Regions from separate parts of the Mus musculus genome. Here region 2 is linked to region 1. Evidence: chromatin loops called from intact Hi-C (ENCODE). Cell type or tissue: left cerebral cortex. All regions are shown on one strand. Each heading gives the region's core, and the rest is flanking DNA. Links, peaks and the distances in the headings are about the cores only.

Region 1 (10,743 bases), core at 1,490-9,489:
CAGGTTCTAGGTTCATACAGAGAGGATCTTTTACACTGCATAGAGTCAACCTAGTATGTTCATAGAGAGATGCAATCAGGGGCGATCCCTGAGGCAAAGTGCCCAGGGAGAGAGAAACAACAGGATACCCCAGCCCAGATCATATCAGTGGGTCCCAGGAAACAGCCTCTTCCTACCTCATGACAGGGACAGTGACCAGGCTTTCTGTCCCCTGGGTTCCCTAGCATTGTCATCCCTCCTTTGCAGGAAGAACCCATAGCCCTGGATAAGCAGCACTCTCGGGACTCTACAGCCATCACCCACTCCACCTACTCACTGCCAGCCTCTGCCTACTCCCAGGACCCCGTGTATGTCAACGGTGGCCTCAATTACAGCTACCGTGGCTATGGGTCCTTGAGCAGCAACTTGCAGCCCTCTGCTTCCCTCCAGACAGGAAATCACAGTAATGGTAAGTAGTGGTCAGGCCTGTTTTTTTTTTTTTTTTTTTGAGAGAGGGTTTCTCTGTGTAGCCCTGGCTGTCCTGGAACTCACTCTGTAGACCAGGCTGGCCTCGAACTCAGAAATCCACCTGCCTCTGCCTCCCAAGTGGCTGGGATTAAAGGTGTGTGCCACCATGCCTGGCCAGGCCTGGTTTTTACCAGAGCAGTGTCTAGCTTGTTCTACATAAAAGCCCTTGGGAAGAGCGGGACAATGGCTCAGCTCCCCCATTACCAGTCAGTCTTTAGATGAGGTCAGGAAAGCCTGGGCTCCCTTTTCCATCTCCAATGGTAATTGCTTCTGCCAGTCACTACAAATGCACCTCTCTGATTCCACTCCCTGAAAGTCCCCTGTGAGTTGGCAGCAGAGCCAGGATCTGGTCTAGCCTCAGCCCCTCTACCCATGGTGCCCCCATTTAAGTCGTCTGGGAGATGGTTAAACATTAGGTTGGTTCTTCTGCTCCATACCTAAACTGGGCAGCTTGACAAGTGCTTCCAGGAACCTCTGCAGGTGCCACTCCCCACCCCAAGGGAGGGAGGAAGAGGGGGAAGACAGATTCCTCCTACACCTCTGGTGGCATGAGGTATTCTGTCTTACATGGGGGCAGATCAGCCATCAAGACCTTCTCTAGCAGGGGCAACAGGGAGAGAAGGGTCAGGGGGCTACTAGGCATACAAGGGCTGTGACCTGTGTCTGGCCTCCATCATCCTGTTCTGTCCAACCCTGTGATGAAAATGTTTTCAGGGACAGGGCAGAGGCAGTGTGCCTCTGTGTTATTCAGGGGCCAAGGAGTGAAGGAAAGTGAAGACATCAAGCTGCTGTCTTAAGGGGGCAGGTAGAAGAAAAAGCACTTTCTGGCAGGCGAGCTCTGGGTTTAGGAGACCCCTTGACTGTTCCTGGGTAGCAAGGAAGAGGGCCGGTTCCTAGCCCTGGTAGAAAGGCCAGGCCATCTCCACCCACCCCTTGCTTCATCTTGCATGCTTACTGTGCCCCACAACTGGGAAGGAAGTGCTGGTGTCTGGAAGGTTCCTGCCTGGGCTTAGCCTCTCATCCCTTCTAATGCGTCTTAACCTAAAATAAGAGGCTGGCTGGCCTAATCCCTAGAGCCAGGCCAGCATGGTGCACACCAGGGGTAGAATGGCTGATCCAGAGCCACTCTCCTTCCAGTCCCTTTGCTAGAGTTAGAGTATCTGACGTGGGTTTCAGGATCAGGAAAGTTAGAATGCTCTGGAACACTAGTACTAAGTGGCTATGGAGGAAGGTATAACCTGGTGCCCAGTCATGCCCGGGCAGCACATGGTAAAACTTTACCTGGTACATGCAGCATGGCCTGTGTTAGGACCACAGTTGTGGTGGCTCCCTGGCCTCTCACAAGTGTATGAGTCCTGAAAGACACGACCAACAGCCAGAGCTGAGATCAGGAGGCAGCTATCTGCTCCATGAATCCCATCTCTGAACATTCTGCTTCCTTGAAGATGGGTAGGACTGAGATCTGGTCATTTTCCTCCTTGCTAGGAACAGCCTTTTCCCATGAGCACTAGTGCCTCCAGCAGCTGGGGAAAATAAGCAGTAGCTACTGGGTCACAGAGCCATCCCTCCTTCCCACTGTCCTGCCAGTCACAGCCTTTCAGGTGATTGTTTGCTTCTGCTTGGACCCTACCACAGCTCTGCTAATGGCTCATCCTCCTCACTTTGCTCATGTTGTCACTGGAGATAGAAATGAGCTCAGATAAAATCAGACCCCGTCCCTCTAACCCGGGGTACTAGGCAGCTTGTGCCCATACTAGCCCACTAGGGGCCACTAGCAACCTGAGAATCCAGCTGTAACTGGAGCCTGTACAGAAATGGCTCCAGATCAGATCAGGGACTGGAGGGCTGGGGAGCTCTCTAAGCAGCAGTGAACAGTGAGCTGAGATTTGGGGATAGAGGGGGGAAAAGAAACCTGGGGCCACCTCTGACAGTGGCAGGTGGCCTCTGCTACCCCCAGGCATTGCCTAGATCAAAAGCAACCAGAGAAAATCAAATCTATTTCATCCCCTCCAAGTCTTGCAATTGGGATATCTAGAAGCTGGCAGAAGCTGCCACCATGGAAGCCACTCGCCTGCTGGGCTCTGTTTTTGACATACACATCTCTTTTTCCTCCCATATTTGATTTTAACAGACTTCACTGTTCTATATCTTAATTCCAAGAGCATTGCTATTTATTTTATTTATTTACTTATTTTATTTCACTATTTAAATGTTTTATTTCATGTCGGCCGGGGCTCCGTCCCAGGCTGCTTCATAGGTTCTCAATGGGCTGGTAGGGCCTGTACGGGTACTTCTTCTTCTTGTCCAGCTTGGTTTCTGGGAAGATCTCATTTGAGTCATCACTGGTCATCTGGTCAAAGGGAATTATGTTCCTCGTTTTCTCCAGCTGCTTCTCACACTCCTGGGTCCTGAGCTGAGGTCCAGACACAAACTCAGCACAGCTCTTCACATCCCCCGTCTCCTCTTGTCCACCAGGGCTGTGTGTTTATCCTCAGGCACAGGGATCTTCAGGGCATTATACTGCTTTTCAAAGTCATCCACCAAGCCAGGCTTGGCCACATTGGCCCTGTAGTAAGCCCAGTCAATCGCAGGTGGTTTCTCAGACAAACTAGCCAACCTGGGGTGGAGGGTCTCATTCCAGGACTTCAGGGCATTTCCAACTGCCTTCTGGTTTTGGGGCATGAGCTACACAAAAGATACCTAATCAATGGTTTTTAGAGCAAGTTTATGCCCAGCCATCTTGGGATACTTCACCAACCCCCGGCGGAGTGCTCTCTCTCTCTAACCTGTTATTTATTTTTGTGGTAGGGAGGGTACTTTACCCACTGAACTACACCCCTATCCCCAAGGAAACTTTTTAGCAAACTATCTACATTCTCTGGTCAAATGGGGAAAAATAACTGTGTTTACGAACTGTCCAGTCAGGGGCTAGAGAGATGGCTCAGCAGTTTTAAGAGCACTGGATGCTCTTCCAGAATACCTGGGCTTAATTCCTAGCACGTACATGGCAGCTCACAACTGTCTGTAACTCCAGTTCCAGGAGATCTGCCGCCCTCACATAGGCACACATGCAGGCAAAACACCAATGCACATAAAAATTAAAATTAAAAAACAACAACAGTACAACCACAGAGGCCAACTTCTTTTCCCAATAAAGAGCTGTGCTGACTTCCTTTAGCAACAGTTGTTTCCACAATTTATCCTTAGATGTTACTTCTAGTGTAGATGTCTCCAAAGACAAGGTTTTGTCCATCTCTAATACAGCCATGTAAATGCAGCAATGAACAAGCCTGGTCATCAAAACCTACAGGGAAGTAGGCCCAGAACAACATATATTCCTGTAGATGGCCTCCAGGTTGAAGGATACAGGTAGGGGACTCAGGAAAAAGGGGCTACAGCCAGGAAAGTGAACTATCTGCTGTGGCAAGGGGTCACCAAGGCCTCTCATTCATTCCCCAGCTCTCTTCATTCCTCCCCCCCCGCCCCCCCCAGACAGGGTTTCTCTGTATAGCCCTGGCCTCGAACTCAGAAATTCGCCTGCCTCTGCCTCCCGAGTGCTGGGATTAATACTTACAAGGCCTTTCAAGCTCTGCCACTTCCATGTCTAGTGGGAGTTTACTTCCATGTCCAGTAGGCCAGCTGAGGTGCCTCTCCTGGTAGGCTCTGCAGCTAGTTCTCAAGAAGGCTGAAACGCCTGTCTGCTGGGCTATCTGGGCTTCCCCAAGCTTTATGGAAGCTCCTGTTCCCAAGAAGCGGCTCCCTGCTTTGTTTTGGAATCAGAAGCTCGCTCGAAGAAGTTCTGAAATTGCCCATGAGGTGGCAGAGAAGGACTCGAGCATACACCTGCTCAACTCGAGTGCTGGCAGCCTACTCCATGGAGCTTCTAATGGGGCAAAGAGGTGGCTGTAGTCCCCTTCTCCCCAGGGATCTTAAGAGCTTGGGTTTGGTTGTTTTGTGTGTGTGTTTGTTCTGCCACAGTCAGCCAGTGGAGGACAGACAGCAGACTATTCTGTCCTCTTCTGAGCCCTTCTGTCCCAGAAGCGTCAGCCTCCTCACTTGGGACAGTGAAACTCCTCAGAGGAAGAAGAGCTGAGGTGCTGAGGCAAAGCAAGCCTTGCCTCTCTTCCATCCACAAGCACCTGTAAACCCTCTAGGGGCAGGGTGTTCACTGCCTCTCCAGACCGGGATGGTAGCCTCCCCTCTCAACCTTCTGGGGAAAAGGCCCATCCATGCTACTGCCTCCAAAACATGCCAACAGCTCTTTCTCACAGTGCCTGGAGCACAGTTGCTTCCTGGGACTGTTAGTCCTGTTCCAACCATGACTACCCCTTGAAGAGCGGCAGGGCTCAGGAGTTAATAGGAGACATTTCTGTGGCTCAAGGTGCCTCTTCCTCAGCCGCAGCCAGAGCTGGGATGTATGTCTGATGGGCGGCATAGGTAGAGGCAGGAAGCTAGGTTGGAAGCCTACTGTGCTGTGCCTGATACCAAAGCCCTTGTTTTTGATGCATGCCTCCTTATTCCATTGTTCACTTGCCATGTGATTTTGGGTAGAATTCTCCACCTCTCTTTTGCCTGTCATATGGTTAACAATAAAGCTTAGCCTAGAACCCTTGCCATGTCAAAGCCCCATTCTAAATACTGGGAATATAGCCATTGGGGATATAGACCAGGGCTTCCAAATCTATGCCCAGATGCAGGCAGGGGCTTCAGCTTCCTCTAAACTTTAGACTCTAAATCATCTTTCCCTCTCTACAGGGCCCACAGACCTCAGCATGAAAGGCGGGGCCTCTACCCCAACTCCTCCCACGCCTACCCCTTCCAGCAACAGCACCAGCAGGACCATGCCCACAGCCCAGCTTAGCCCCACGGAGATCAGTGCTGTGCGGCAGCTCATCGCAGGCTATCGAGAGTCTGCAGCCTTCCTGCTGCGTTCTGCAGATGAACTGGAAAACCTCATTTTACAGCAGAACTGACCCTGCTGGCCCCCAGAGTGCACGACGCCAGGAGGCTGTCCCAGCCTGGACCCAGCTTCCTGCCTCACCAGTTGGTACACTGTTTTCTGAAAGAGGTGGGATCCAAAAGAGCTGTTTCTAGCTGCACTCCAAGCATCTGAGACTTTGGGCACAAGGACACTTTTCTTTTCTTTTTTTTTTTTTAATTTCACCACATGGGTGCTCTGACCTGCTTGGAAAGAGGCCAGTGGGGCAGCTCTAAAAGGGTTGAGGTTCCCCTGAAAAGGCACAGGGGCTACAGCTCTATTTAGAATCACCTTTGTGGACCACGATGTTAGAACTCCCCCCCCCCATAATTACCTTTCAAGTCTTAGGTGAGCAGAATTGCATATTTATTGAGAAGAGCAAAAGTGGACCCTTTCTCTCCCCTTAGTAATTTATTTTTCTGAAATGGATTCTTTTGTGTTTGTACAGATTGCCAGTCTGTGTCTGTCTAATCAGAAGGATGGATCCCTGTACCTAACATTCCATATCACTACACTGATGTGAGCTGGGGGCCAGCAGAGTTGGGGGCCAGCTCACTGTCCCGAGTGCCCAGCATACCCTTGGGAAGGCCACCACACTCCACCACTAGGCTGTCTTGTTGCAGATCCCAGTGCTGCCACAGGGACACTGCCAAACAGAGGGACCTCACCAACACTCACTACAAACAAAAGCAGCCACCCATCCCATCCGACAGAGTCCCAGTCACACGGTCACCTGTACTCTACCTCACACTCCAGCGTGGGCTTTTCCAGGACGTGCTCCAAGTGTGTTCTGAACGGCTGTCTCCCCCAACTCCCACACAATGTAGCTATCTTCTGGGAGGTAAATGAGACCCAGTGTCCAGGAGCCAGAGCCCAGAGGGGCTTGGCCCTTAAAACCAGCAGCTTGCCATAGCCTGGGCTCTTGGAGATGCTTGACAGGATAGTGTGTCTGGAGCTGGTCCAGGTCCCACACAGCCCCCAGGTAACCTGCTGAGGGGCCACTTCTCTTGGCCAGGCATCTGTGTGCCCAAGGGTGAATTATGGTTTCCACTCCTCACCTCACGATGGGAGTAGAGGGATCAGATCGTTGGTGGAAGTGCAGAACTACTTGCATTCTCCTAAGATCAAACTTTCTTCTGGAAAGGCCTGTCCTGTAAGAAACCTAGTCCCTGGAGTGTGACAAGGGACAAGAAAAAGCTGACCTGGTTTCCTTCCTCCCTGACAGGCACTTCCTCTTGCTCTGTGCAATACCTACCAGTGCTGCTAAAACCAGGGATTCACCCAGACCTCAGCAGGCCAGGGGGCCTCTCCCTCAACACTCCGTAGCCATGACAGCAGCACTCTGCTGCCTGCCCCTGCCCAGAGATGGCAGAAGCCCTGTTGCCTTTCTTCCCTCAGAGCTAGGAGGCCTCAAGGGAGCCAGGGCTGAGTGGACACTAAGCTAACCACAAAGAGCCACTCTTGGTCCCAGAGCGAGTGCCCCTTCCCAAACTGGTCTATGGCAGGGACTGCTTGTGGCAGCCTGACAGACTACCCTTCAAACAGGTAGGCAAGCAGTGCCAGTGCAGATACCCTACCTGTTCAGATTCAGGGCTGTAAGGCAGGGTTCCCCACCCTGCACACTTCCACACTGGGGTTAAATGTGGTCTTTCACATGGCCTACAATGCCTACCCAGCCACACCACCTCTGCCTTCATGTGCCCGCTCACCAGGCCTCTGGACTGGGCCAGGACACCTGAGCCCCTTCATACAGCACAAACTCCAGTGCCCAGGCCTCCCCACAGCTGGCCAAACATGTGCCCAGTTCCCCACCTGCTCAGTAGGACTCCTGGATGTTTGAATTTGTGTAAATATTTATTTTTGTGTGTGAATACTACAAAGTAATCAGTAGATCTTTTTGCAAAATGTTACTCCAGGCAATTTGTGAAAATGTTGAAAATTGGCAGAGACAATCGCCACCCTAGAATTTCTGTTATCAATTGCTTACCGCATTCTGTCTGCTCCCAGAGGCAGTACCCAAGCTAGACACAAATGGCTTGCATTTTTGGAAGAAGATAGAAGAGACTAGGCAGGGGCTCCTCCCTCTATCCCCACAGGACACATCTGTAAGGACGAGCATAATCTATATCTAAGTGGTATTTTCTAACTGCAAGCAGTCTTGACCAGCCACTAGCAGCCTGCTCCTAGAGTACGGTGTGAGCATAGGTTCCATGTGTTTTGCTTTCAAGAGAAATAAAACCAATGCCAGTGCTGATGGTTTCCAGAGGGGCTGCAGGACAGTAGTAGATGCTGGCATGCTGACCTGGGCTTCTTCCCAGAGAAGTGGTCTCCAAAGCCTCAGAGCAGCCATACCAGGAGCAAGTCAGTGTGGACACAGGATTCCATTACCTAGTTAAGTCAGGGAACTTGTTCTGTTTTCCTTTTGTTTTAAAAGATGCAGCGTCAAGCCTCCCTTCCTGACTGTGGCCCGCCTTTTCCCAGGAGGAGCTTCCCAAAGCCTTGTCCTGCAGCCACTGCAGTGTGATGGAAGCCTCAGGCACACAGTAGTCATTGGTGATCTCAAGTCATAGTGAACATGCCAGTGCAGGATGCACCCCCCCTCACCCCCGAGTCCTTACAGGCAGATCCCTGCAGGCTATCAAGAGAAGTGGTGGATGATCATCTGTTAGACCAGGGATAGTATACAGGACCCATCTGAAAGCATTTTTTTTTCCTCTCACCACTCAACAAATGGACAGTTTATTCCCAAGGACGGTGTTGGGGAGAGGCAGGCAGGGCCAGGAGGGTCTTGGAGGACTTTGAACAGGTGGAACCCATCTGTCCCTCCCTATTTCTCAAGGGCCACAAATGACTCCACAGGTGGTTATAGGATTAACTACCAGTTCATTCTCAAAATGCTGCTTTGAACTCAGAGGGTTGATACTTTTAATTTGTAATTTTTTGTAAAACTTTTTACAAGATAGTAAAGTATTTCACCAGAATACCAGTTTCAATCCGTCCGTGGTCTGATTTTATATAATTTAGTGGTGCTTTAGAGACTTTGTTTTGTTGTTTCTGAGCGCAACAGCTCAATCCTCTCTTGCCTGTATCTACCTAAGACCAATGTGAACCTTTGTATTTTGCTCCTAATTTTGGACTCAGTGGAAGTGTACTGTTTACATGTACAGATGCCCCATCCCTGTGTTTTCTGCAAGACGCACGCTCGAGGAGGAAGATTGCACCTCACTAGCTCATCTGCTTAGCAAAGCCACAAAACAAAACCTCTCACTTTGTACCCGTTTCCACCTAAAAAACAAAAACCTTCACCACCTGGAACTCAGATTTGCCAACACATTCTGCCTGGTAGATGCCCCATGCCTCTATCATGTGTTCCCTTAGGAATCAAGGCAGCACCTCCTGCCAGCTGGGTGGGGGATAGCACACAGTGGAGACATTAATGCAGGACTTTACTGCCCAGCTCTGGGAGGAAGTTCTTCTTTGGGCAGGAGGCAGTATGAAGGTCAACTCATGGGCCTTCAGGAGCAAGCCAGGCAGGATTTAGGGACAACACAAGAGGCCATCAATCTGCTGGCATGATTGAGACACACTTTGGAAGAGCATGAGTTCCATGTAAGGTGAGACTGTGACTTTGAGTGCAGATGACACAGCACTTCAGGGGAGGGTCAGGGGCTCCAGACAGTAAGCATAAGGCACTTACCGCAAGCAGTGGATGGCACCAACTTTTAAAGGTGACTTTATTAATCAATGGTTTCACCGCTAAATTATATTTTTACAGATATGCACCTATGCAACTTAATGTGGCTCTTCTAAGCAGGTGAGGACCTCCTCCTCAATGCTCTATAAAGTGTTTGTGTTCTGTATAGTGAGTTTCCCAGTAAATGTGGCTTAATACTTTAATTCTTAGGATGTGTCTTTCTACGTGATGCAGCTACTAAATTCTGTTTTGTTTGTGGAATGACTAGCACAGGCCGACGCCCTCTTTCCCTCACTTACCAGAAGACCAATGAGCTGTTAATGAGCGGTTATCTCCATGGTATTACTGCTAAATGCACTGATGTCATAAGTATGTGGAATCCTTTTCCTTTTGAGACTGTATATCATATACCAGACTGAATCTACTTAATAAACACTGAACAACAAACCTTACACTGAGCTTCGACTATGTCACAGCAGCAGCGCTGCCACCCAGTCCTGGTCCTTCTGAATCTAGTTTGGAAACATCATCCTACGAACAGATTCACCTTTCCCTAGCCAATCGCTGATTCACAGACATCCTCAATAGGTTTTCTCAGACAAATAAGCCTACAATCTCATTTCTGGCACCTAGCATGTTAGAAAGGGAGGAGAAGATACTCGGCTAGGGTGCCCATCAGGTGCCTGGCACTGGTGACAGGTCTCCTGTGAGGCAATCAAGTTTCAGTCACCTCATAACCCTCTCGAGACTGTGCCACAGAGGTATACCGAGTGCCACGTCTTGCCTAAGTTCAGTCATCAACCAAGCAAGATTTAGTCTGCAGCTGTGTGACAATGAAACGTGTGCTGTGCCCTGTCCTACTGGCTTGATGCCTGGCCAACTGACCAAATCTAAGCTCCTTAGCAATTGCTAAGAGCCTGGGAAAAAACCTAGTTCTAAACACTCAGTAACTGACATCCAAGTCTAGGCAAAGCTTGAGCTCTTACCTCGAAAGAAAACAAAGGCCACTTCCTCTAGCACAGATTTGAATACTTTTCACCCCTCTGATCATTTAGCCATTTAGGTTAAGCTTTTAGGAAACATTACAGGAAAATGGCTGGGAATAAGTTGATTATCATGAGTTTGGGAAAAAAAAATGAATTCAAACAATATATATGCAGATACTTACAAATACCAATTGTGGTTTTTTGTTTTTGTTTTTAAAGACTCGGTCTCCACAGAGCCCTGGCTGTCCTGGAACTTATTATGACAATGTGGCTGGACTCTAACTTAGATCTGGCTGCCTCTGCCTCCTGAGTGCTGGGATTCAAGCTGATGACCTACCATGCCTGGTTACATTAACAGTTGTTATAACCTCAAGCAAAATTATAAAGCAGCCAACTGCTCATATTAGAGGTTGAGACTGAGCCGTCTGCAGCCCTCACTGTGCACCTGAGCGGAACGTAAGGGGTTAGGCATGGCACCTCCACACACCTCTGAGAGGTAATGGGGGTCAGGGGCCAGCAAGTCCCCAGCAATGCCAAGAAAGTTCTCATTCTGCCAAAACTATTGCTAAGATTCTCCA
Region 2 (10,743 bases), core at 987-8,986, 170 kb before region 1:
AAAGGATGGACCATCCAGAGACTACCCGACCCTGGGATCCATCCCGTAATCAGCCACCAAACCAAGACACTATTGCATATGCCAGCAAGATTTTGCTGAAAAGACCCTGATATAGCTGTCTTGAGTGAAGCTATGCCAGTGCCTGGCAAACACAGAAGTGGATGTTCACAGTCATCTATAGGATGGAACACAGGGCCCCCAGTGGAGGAGCTAGAGAAAGTACCCAAGGAGCTGAAGGGGTCTGCAACCCTATAGGTGGAACAACAATATGAACTAACCAGTACCCCCAGAGCTCAGCTCGTGTCTCTAGCTGCATATGTAGCAGAAGATGGCCTAGTTGGCCATCACTGGGAAGAGAGGCCCCTTGATCTTGCAAACTTTATATGCCCCAGTACAGGGGAACGCCAGGGCCAAGAAGTGGGAGTGGGTGAGTAGGGGAGTAGGGCAGGGGGAGGGCATAGGGAACTTTCAGGATAGCATTTAAAATGTAAATAAAGAAAATATCTAATAAAAAATAAAAATGAAAGAAAAGAGAGAGAGAGAGAGAAAGGAAGGAAGGAAGGAAGGAAGGAAGGAAGGAAGGAAGGAAGGAAGGAAGAATCCACTTCAAAGTAGGTAGGTGTGTGGTGGTGCATGTGGGTTCTGTCAGTGCGGAGCAGGGAGAAGAAGGCGGGTCTCTATGAAGCCAGCCTGTTTTACACAGTGAGTTCTAGGTGGAATCAAGGCTACCTTGACTCTGTCTTGAAAAAGGGTGGGAGATGGTCACTCCAATCTCCAGTCCTCAGAGGAGGTTGATGATATTTCTGAAGATGGCATTTGAGGTTATTCTCTGGGCTCTATATTCCTGTGCACACTCACACACTCATACAGACACAAACACACACACACACACCTTTAAAAATCTGACATGAAAACTGGTTATGGTGGCCCTTGCCTCTAATCCAAGAGGACCAGGAGTTCAGGGTCATTCTCCATTGCATAGGGAGTTAAGACCAACATGACCTACGTGAGTCCCAAGTGCTGAGACTCTCTCTCTTGACACAGAATCACATGTATTCAGGCTGGCCTCAAACTTACTATGTTGACAGAGATAACCTTGAGCTGCAATCCTCCTGCCTCCACCCCTGAGTGCTAAGGTCATAGGCATGAGCCAGGAGAGCTAGTTTAGGCTGTGCTGGGGATGGTACCAGGCTGTCCTGATTGAGGGTAAGACACAGCCTCAACCCCCTCCATTTACTTTTGTCATCCTAGGGCTTGAGCCCATGGCTTCAGACATGCTGGGGGTCGGGGGAAGCTCTACTATCAAATGATACTCAGTGCCTCCGACTTTTTTTTTTTTTTAAAGATTTATTTTATTTATATGCCTACACTGTAGCTGTCTTCAGACACACCAGAATAGGGCATCCTATCCCATTACAGATGGTTGGGAGCCACTATGTGGTTGCTGGGAATTGAATTTTTAGGACCATTGCACTTCAGTCAACCCTGCTTGCTCAGTCCCTGCTTGCTCTGGCCCAAATATTTATTATTATACATAAGTACACTGACTTCAAACACACCAGAAGAAGGCGTCAGATCTCATTACGGGTGGTTGTGAGCCACCATGTGGTTGCTGGGATTTGAACTTCAGACCTTTAGTAGAGCAGTCGGTGCTCTTACCTGCTGAGCCATCTCACCAGCCCCACCTCTGTCTTTTAAATTTATTTTTTCATTATTATTTTTTAATCGTTCATCATTTTTGATGATGTCATTGTTCCACAGTGAGGTGGATAAACCTACCCACAGGTACAGGGTATTTTAATTTTTTTTTTTTTTTTTTTTTTTTTTTTTGCTGTAGCGAACTATGTTGTTATTAAAATATTTATATTATGTTCTGTCACACTTGAAAGATTCCTCATAGAATTTTCTAGAAGTAAAGTTATAGGTCAAAAGACAGACTTAAAAAATAAAATAAGGGGCTGGTGAGATGGCTCAGCGATTAAGAGCACCGACTGCTCTTCCGAAGGTCTTGAGCTCAAATCCCAGCAACCACATGGTGGCTCACAACCATCCATAACAAGATCTGACGCCCTTTTCTGGAGTGACAAGACAGCTACAGCGTAATCACATATAATAAAATAAAATAAATAAATCTTTAAAAGAAGATAAAATAAAATAAAAGCCAGGCGTGGTGGCACACGCCTTTAATCCCAGCACTTGGGAGGCAGAGGCAGGCGGATTTCTGAGTTCGAGGCCAGCCTGGTCTACAAAGTGAGTTCCAGGACAGTCAGGGCTATACAGAGAAACCCTGTCTCGAAAAACCAAAATAAATAAATAAAATAAAATAAAATAAAATAAAGAAGAGGGCCTGGAAAGATGGTGTGGCAGTTACCAGTGCATATCGTTCTTGCAGAGGAGCTGAGTTCAATTTCTGACACCCACTCTTTCTCCAGCCTTCATTTGAAGGAGATCTTTTTTTTTTTTTTTTCATTTAAAATTGTCACTGTATGTGTGTCTTTTGCCTGCATGTATTTCTCTGCACCATGTGTATTCCTGGTGCGCCTAAGAGGTTAGAAGGGAGTTGGAGCCCTGTAACTGGAGCTATGGGTGGTTGTGAGCTACCATGTGGGTGCTGCATATCAAACCCATGTCTTCTGGAAGAGCAAGTGCCTGATAAGCCATCTCTCCAGCAGCTTGGGAGACCCTTGATTTTTTTTAAAACTATGAATAATGCTGCTGTGAACAGTCATATAAGTGTACATGTGAATGAATGAATGAATGAATGAGTCACATGAGTGTACCTGTGAATGAATGAATGAGCCACATGAGTGCATGTGTGGGTGAATGAGTGAATGGGCCACATGACTGTATATGTGAATGTATGGCTCCTTTCTCTTGATTCTTCTTTCTTTCTTGAAATAGGGTCTTGCCATGTGAACAAACTCTTGATTCTCCTGCCTCAGCCTCTCAAGTGATGGAGTTACAAGCATGGCCTCTCATACTCAGAATGTCCTCCTCTGACAGTTGTACAGTTTGGGCTTCACATTTAGGCCTACAGTTTGTCATCAGTTAATGTTTGTGTAGTGTGAGATAGGGGTCTGCTACCATGTGACAAGTGTCTGCTGCCATATTTGTTGAGAAGGTTGTCCTGTCCTTATTAAGCTGGCTTGCTGCCTTTGTTGAGAGGCTGACCTCAATGTGAAGGTCTATCCTTGGACTCTCAGTGCTGTGTCAGATGTGAAGGTCTAACCTTGGACTCTCAGTGCTGTGTCAGATGTGAAGGTCTATCCTTGGACTCTCAGTGCTGTTTTACTCCTCTCTACCCTTGTCTCTTCTGACTGTGACAGTGATCTGAGAACTTTTGCAATGGGAAGTGTAGTAGCCCCAAAAGTGTTTCTTCTTTCGTTTGTTCTTTTTTTTTCCTATCTTCTCAGATCTTCAAGTTACAAATAATTCTGAGCTGTCATGTGTGTGTTGGGATTTGAACCCCAGTCCTCTGGAAGAGTAATCAGTGCTCCTAACCACTGAGCCATCTCTCCACTCCCAAGTGTTGTTCCTTTTTAAAGATTATCATTCTAAGTCTCTCTAGTCTCTGTGTGAATCTTACCACTAACTTGTTCATCTCTATAAGAGACTAAGGTTCAGGCTGAACAAATCTCAGGATTAATCCATTTGCCTTGCCATACACAGAGCCTGGGAGGCAGAGGCAGGCGGATTTCTGAGTTCGAGGCCAGCCTGGTCTACAGAGTGAGTTCCAGGACAGCCAGGGCTATACAGAAAAACCCTGTCTCGAAAAAAACAAAAAAACAAAAAAAAAAAAAAAAAAAAAGGAAAAAAAATTGGTCCTCAGACTCAAGAATACAGATATTTCATTGATTTTGGTTATTTAAACATTTTAAGCAATGTTTTATAGTTTTCAGGGTATAAAGTCTTACTTCTGTTAATTTTATTTCTAAACATTTTCTACATTTCTCCCCTTTCCTCTCTACCTCCCTCCTTTCCCCCAGGTTGGCCTCTGGATGTGGTTGTCAATGACCTTGACGTTCTGATTCTTCAACTTCCGCCTCCCAAGAGCTGGGATTGCAGGTGCACGCCAGCCATATCCAGTTTTATGCAGTTCTGGGGACTGAACTCAGACACTGGTGCATGCTAAGCAAGCATTCTGGTAACTGCGTACCTCCCAGCCTGTAGAGTGTTTGGAGAGCCCCACGTAAAGTCACTTGGTACAGAGGCGTTCTGGTTCCAGTTTTGAGTCAGTATTGACCCTGCAGCCACTGCCCTTCTAGGCCTGTTTTCTCTTGTCTGGGAAGGGTAGTTCGCTCTTCCAATAATGACCTGCCCCACCCAACCTTAAACAAACAGTGGGTTCTGTGTGCACCACTTCCCCAAACTACCACCAGAGGGTGCTATAGACCAGCATTTGGCTGAGCTCCCGGTAAGGGGCCCCCAGGGACGCTGAGGCAACCCGATGTTTTCCAGGAGCTGCGGGTTTTGCTAGTATAGGCTTCCGTGTAGCGCCACCTGCTTAGGACCTTTGTGCCCGCTCCTCCCTGTAGTGAGGATAGTGGGATAGGGGCGTACTCTTGAGGCTAGATCCCTGCTAGCTTTGATAAGTAGCCTAAGGTCCCAGGGTCAGGGCAGACAGTAGTCCTGAGTTTCTCAGCCACGGGTTTCACGCGTCTGGGTCTCATGATGGCTCAGTATTCCTTCCGTCACAGAGTTACTTAGCAGCAAAAGCTCTCATCCTAGCTGTATGCCTGGCCATGAAGAGGGATAACATAGCCCTTCAAAGACATGAATGGATTTGTGGACCCTGCCGTCCTTGAAACCACAGTATCTGAAATTCCAGATGTCTGTGAGCTTCTTAGAGTGATCAGGCCCGTGTCCCCCAGAACCCACAAAGCAGCTTCCCCCTCCAACAAGGTCAGAAAGTTGCCTTCCTTCTGTTTTGCAGCTGACCTCCAAAACCAGCAGCGCTTCCTACTCAGGCCTTTGCATAGAGACACCAGAGCCTCCCTGTGCCTGCGTTCTTTCATTGGGTGAGGGTCGAGACAGAGTCACTACAGCTCAGACTGGCCTTCAGCTTACTAAGGAGCTAAGGCTGGTCTGAAGCCCCTATCCCCTTGCCTCTGCCGACCAGATGCTGAGATTATAATCGTGTGTCTCTACACTGGATTTTTTTTTTCTTTTCCTTTTTAGTTAAATTTGTTCACTTTTGTGGTGCTAGGGATGAGCCTAGGGCCTTCTACATGTCAAGCCAGCACTCTACCCTGGACCCATAGCTCCAGATGTGTGACTGTTTTTTCTCTGATTCCAGACTGGGGTCCCCTGAGAAGTAATGAGTCCCAAGTTCATCTTGGTCTCCTTTGTGAAGCCTAATGCTGAATTCTGTATCCGGCAGCCCATTCCACAGGAGAGTCCCTTCATGAGCACCCCACTCAGCATCTCTAATCACTCTATTTTGTCTTTAGTTTTTTGAGACAAGGATTCCCTGTGTCAGCCCTGGGTGTCCTGGAATTTGCTCTGTAGACCAAGCTGGTCTCCAGCTCAGAAATCTGCCTGTTTCTGCCTCCGGAGTGTTGGGATTAGAGGCATATGCTGCCACCATCCTGCCAGTCACCTTTTTAATTAAAAAAAAAAAAAAACAAACTAAATTTTATCCTTTGAAATATTTTATTGAATTTTACGTGTATGAGTGGTCTTCCTGCATGTATGCTCATGTCTGGTGTGCTGATCAGAACAGGGCATTGGGTCTCCCTGGAATTCGAGTTAAACAGAACTGTGTGTTAAGAGTTGAACCTTAGCTGGGCGTGGTGGCGCACACCTTCGATCCCAGCACTTGGGAGGCAGAGGCAGGCATATTTCTGAGTTCGAGGTCATCCTGGTCTACAGAGTAAGTTCCAGGACAGCCAGGGCTACACAGAGAAACCCTGTCTCGAAAAACAAAAAACAAAAAACAAAAACAAAAAACAAAAACAAAAAACCCCAAACAAACAAAAACAAAAACTAAAGAACAAAACAAACAAAAAAGAGTTGAACCTTAACTTACTCCAGTAGAACAGCCAGTGCTATTTATTTATTTATTTATTTATTTATTTATTTATTTATTTATTTATTTATTTATTTATTTATTTATTTATATTTAGATGAGTACACTGTAGCTGTCTTCAGTCACACACCCCAGAAGAGGGCATCAGATCCCATTACAGATGGTTGTGAGCCACCATGTGGTTGCTGGGAATTGAACTCAAAACACCTGGAAGAACAGTCAGTGCTCTTAACCAGCTGCGCTATCTCACCTGCCCTTCTCATCACCCTCTCCAGGACACAGGCTGCAGCCTTTTGGATTTGGGGTGGGGGTGGGGGTGCATTGTTCTGGTGCCAGGCCAACCAGATGATCCCGGTGCTGGAAGGTCAGAGTGGCTCATAGCAGTCGGAGCTGACTCTGGACTAGTTTCACCTGAGTTGTCTCCTTTGCTGCGGTCTCAGTGGCTCTTCCAGGTGGGGTACAGGTCAAGGCACAGGGCAGCTGCTTCTCCTGCCAATTAACATAATTGGCAAATGAGCCGGGCTTGGACTCTAACTCAAGTCTCTGGGGAGCCACTGAGCCACACCTCTGCCTGGAACCAACTTGGGGCAGGACTGGGTGCTTTGGAGTCTTTTTTCCCTGCTCTGTGCAAAGGTCAAAGGTCAGAGGTCATTTGTTTAACTTTCCCCAGACATGACTGTATTGTTAAGGCTAGAGTGTTTGGGAACTAACTCTCTGCATGTCTGCCTGCCTGCCTGCCTGTCTGTCTGTCTGTCTGTCTGTCTGTCTGTCTCTCTAATAGAAATAAAGCCCCAAACAAAACAAAACAGAAAAGTAGTTAAGATTCTAGAAGTCGAGCCGGGCATGGTGGTGCACGCCTTTAATCCCAGCATTTGGGAGGCAAAAACAGGAGGATTTCTGAGTTCGAGGCCAGCCTGGTCTACAAAGTGAATTCCAGGACAGCCAGGGCTACACAGAGAAACCCTGTCTCAAAAAAAAAAAAAAGTCTTGGTGGCCTTGTTCCTATTACACTTGAATTCAGCAGTGACACATTAGGAATTGGGGTTAAAAGGAGCTCCACGGAGGCTCAACACAGCGCCCGCCCGCAGAACCCACCACTGATTCAGGCTAAGGGCGACAGGCTCTACTTCGCCTCTGCTCGCCTTTATCTGGGGAGGATTTGGGGTGGTGGGAAGGCGGGGGAAGTTGGAGGCAGGGCTGGCCCAAGGTGGGCAGAAGAGATAGGGAAGTGGGGAGGGGGCCGGCCCTCTGGGGAGGGGCGGAGAAGGGAAGGACAACCCAGAACCTGCACAGTGGGAGGCCTCACAGGCCTGGCCCTGCTTGTGGTTGCAGAGCTTCTGGTGCCTTCCATCCTTGCCAGGCAAGATACAGCACCTTTAATTAGCACGCTGTAACCTCTACCGATTCATCACCGGCTCAGTTTAATTAGCCGCAGGAGGCGCCCCTGCCCCCAGTTCTTGGCTGAGCAGCTGCCTCTCTCACTCACAGAGGTGGCCACCACCTCAAAGTGTCCCCTGTCACCCTCCCATACTTATTTCCCTCCCCAGAATGTGGGGTGGACACAGCCAGCTGCCTGGCTGAAACCTCAAGGAGACGGTGGAGCTGCGACCTTTGTACCCATGATGCTCAGCTTCCTTCTCGGCCCCCTCCCAGGTCAGGTTGAGTTGGGTTGGACCAGCTCGGGTAACCTCCAGTTGAATGGGACTGAAGCCGAGCTGTCCCACTGTAAGAGACTGCTTTCCCCTTTGGAAGCTACTAGCGCGCACGCACGGGGGTGGGGTGGGGGTGTGTGTGTCCCTGTCTCGATTGCTCCTGTGCAGAGACAGGCCCTGCATTTTGCTGCTTCCCCACATTTTTTCCTCTTCCTCTTTCTCCTCCCCATGGCTGAGAAGCTGAGACCCGGAGAGGGGCCAGGACTCCACTCTAGATCTTGGGGCTTTGCTGGGAGACCTGAAGTGGACGAAGAGACAGGGCGTGGCAAGGTGGAGCTGGGGAGGATGGGCCTCCAGGAAGCAGGGGACTGGTAGGCATGAGGCCTTGGTGTCAGGCCAGGGGCAGCTCCATACAAGGGTTACGTTATCTGCTCTTGGACAGTAATGATGTATAACAGCCGAATTCAGACAGTACCCCCACTTACCCCCACCAAGTTTTTCTCCTTGAAGATGGCTTCTAGAATGTTTCTTTTCATTTCCTTTTTCTTCAGTGTGGGGATGGAATGGTGGGCATACCCTTGCTTCTCAGGGACTTCTCACCGAGCCACGGCCCCAGACTGGGATCCGGTTCTCTTCTTCTAGGCTACTCTAGGCAGTGCTAGTTTTTTGTTCGGAATCAGGTCCGTTCTCTCCATCTTCACCATGGCTGGCCCTGCCTTCTCTGTAGTCTAGGTTGGTTTTGAACTCCCTAGGTAGCAAAGAGTGAACTTGGACTTCTGATCCTACTGCCTCCTATGAACTCATTCAGTGCTGGGGGCTCTTTTTTATGTGACAGGCAAGGGCTCTTCCAACTGAGCCACACCAGCACTGGTTTTGTTTGGTTTTATTTATTTAGAGAGGGTCTCACTAGGGTAGCCTCTAACTCTGTCCTCCTGGGTACTGAGATTATGGGAATGCACTATCATGCCCCTCACTAAAGGCAGGGTCTCACTGTGCAGCCCTTTGCAGGCCTGGAACTTGCTATGAAGACTATGAAGGCCTCGAACTCACAGAGATCTGTCTCCCCCTCCCTCCTGAGTGCTGACACTAAAGTTATATGCCACCATGCCCGGCTCTGGGTCTTTCTTTCTTTCTTTCTTTCTTTCTTTCTTTTTTTTTTTAAGATTTGTTTTTACTACTTTTGATTATGTGTCCACATGTCTGTAGGTGTGTGCATATGAACACAGGTGCCCACAAAGTCGAGGAACTGAATCTGCGTGGAGCCGGAGTTACAGATGGTTGCAAGTCACCTGATGTGGGTTCTAGAATTTGAACTCAGGTCCTCTGGAAGAGCAGTGCCTGATCTTAACCCCTGAGCCACCTCTCAGATCCTGTCCTGTTGCTATGACAGGAGTTTGTGATGCCGTGGAGCTCGGGCTAGCTGCAAACTTGCTATGGAAGTTGGCTCTGAAGTTGCAATCCCCCTGTCTCAGCCTCCAAAGGATTGTAGGCATTAACCACAGAGCCCGGGCAGCAGAGTCATAACCATAGCATCACTCATCAGGACCTTTGGGCCTCCAGGTGACACTTGCCAGGAAACCTTGGACAAGTGACTTCTCTATACTCCTGCCAGTCCCTCACCAAATATACGCCAAGAGCTCGGCTTTATTTTAGAGTAAACAGAGTCGGCGTAAGTCACTCACTCTAGGCTACACAGCTGATGCAGAATGTGAACTCAGGAAACTCTAGTAACTTGTAAATGAGGGAAATGAGGCACAGAGAGGTTGAGCAACCAGCCTCGGGTCTCCCAGCAGCAAAGCCAACTAGTACAGAGTTAGCCTGACCTTCGACACTCATTACTGCCAAGCTACGTTGCTTTGGGCAAGTCACCACAGCTCCTCACTGCAGCAGAGCCCCAAGCAGTTAGAATTGGGGATGTGGGCCTCCCATCTTGCCCCAGTGGCTGCTCTTGGAGGTCAGCAGGAAAGATATCACCAGAAGAGCTGGTGAGTCCCTGAGGAGAAAGAGTAGAGCGTCTGCCTGCCCCAAATCCCTTGGCTACTCTTCTTGCCTCTTCTACTGTCCCTCTGAAGCTGGGAGCCCAAGGTCTCGGTTCTGGATACTGCCCCACTGAGGGCAGGGCTGTCAAGAACAGCGGAAGGGGCTTCTAGCCCTGTCCCCCGTGTGGAATCTGTTTCTCCTGCTTTCTGCTAGAGCTGTCTGGGTAGTCCCACATTTTGTGTGTCTGAGACAGGGTCTCATGTGGTCCAGGCAGGCCTCAAGTGCCCTACATAGTAGAGGAAGACCTTGAACTTGCAGGGTTCTAAAATGCCCTTAGATTCTGAGCAGAATACAGGGCTGGAGTCTGTCACAGGGGGCAGCCAGGACGACAGAGAGCTTTGGGTTTAGACAAATTCAGGCCAGGTTCTCTAGGAAGGCTTCCTACTGGCAGGGTGACCTTGGACAGGGGACCATGTCTCAGCCTGCTCAGAGCACTGATAGATACTATCTGCTTACCCTGACCCCGGATTAAAGATCATGAGTTGCCATGGCCAGATTCTTCAGGGCCTTGACTGACAAAACCAAAGGGGCTTTTGTTTTTTTTGTTCTTTTAATTGGAGCCCCTCCCCCTCTTCTTTTTGAGACAGGCTCTCTGTAACCCAGGCTGGCCTTGACCTGTGGAGTTGAGGGTAATCGTGAACTTTGGATCCCTTTGTGTTCACCTCCTGAGTGCTGGGGTGAGCCAGGCTTTTTTTTTAATCCAGTGTGGGATTGAACCTAGGGCTTCAGCACATGGCCAGCAAGCACGCTACCAGCTGAGCCAGAATGAACTCCACCCACTGCCCCTTCTCTTTTTAGTCCCCATGGAGGCCAGACTGGCTTCACATAGACAAACCTCTTGCCAGTGCAGGGGATGGAGGTATGAACCACTACAGGAGGTGGCTAGTTTCTTTTTTGTTCTTTGTTTAGTTTTTGTTGTTTTTCGAGATGGGGTTTCTCTGTGTAGCCTTGGCTATCCTGGAATTAACTCTGTAGACCAGGCTGGCTTGGAACTCACAGCTCTGCATCCTAAGGGCTGAGATT

Evidence for each region. Peaks named below come from ENCODE experiments on the same cell type or tissue, not always from the same donor. Only the 100,000 strongest peaks of a DNase experiment are listed, where the experiment ranks them.
Region 2: a loop joins it to region 1, with 3 times the contacts of the local background. A loop is called at or near these places in 2 of 42 quality-filtered maps.

The regions. Positions count from the first base shown.
Region 1 is chr2:153,406,349-153,417,091 of GRCm38, reverse strand. Nol4l (nucleolar protein 4-like) reads left to right here. Exons shown (of 11, transcript NM_001134300.2): 10 at 247-448; 11 at 5,263-9,631. The coding sequence ends at 5,480. It also overlaps the pseudogene Gm14472. Among named protein-coding and RNA genes, the nearest start is that of Asxl1, 66 kb to the right of the region's middle. In left cerebral cortex, for the core only: CTCF peaks have their summits at 2,269 (motif pointing right), 4,301 and 6,134; DNase peaks (open chromatin) are centred at 2,301 and 6,306; H3K27ac peaks cover 385 bases.
Region 2 is chr2:153,580,366-153,591,108 of GRCm38, reverse strand. No RefSeq gene overlaps it. Among named protein-coding and RNA genes, the nearest start is that of Commd7, 47 kb to the left of the region's middle. In left cerebral cortex, for the core only: a CTCF peak has its summit at 4,374 (motif pointing right); a DNase peak (open chromatin) is centred at 4,387.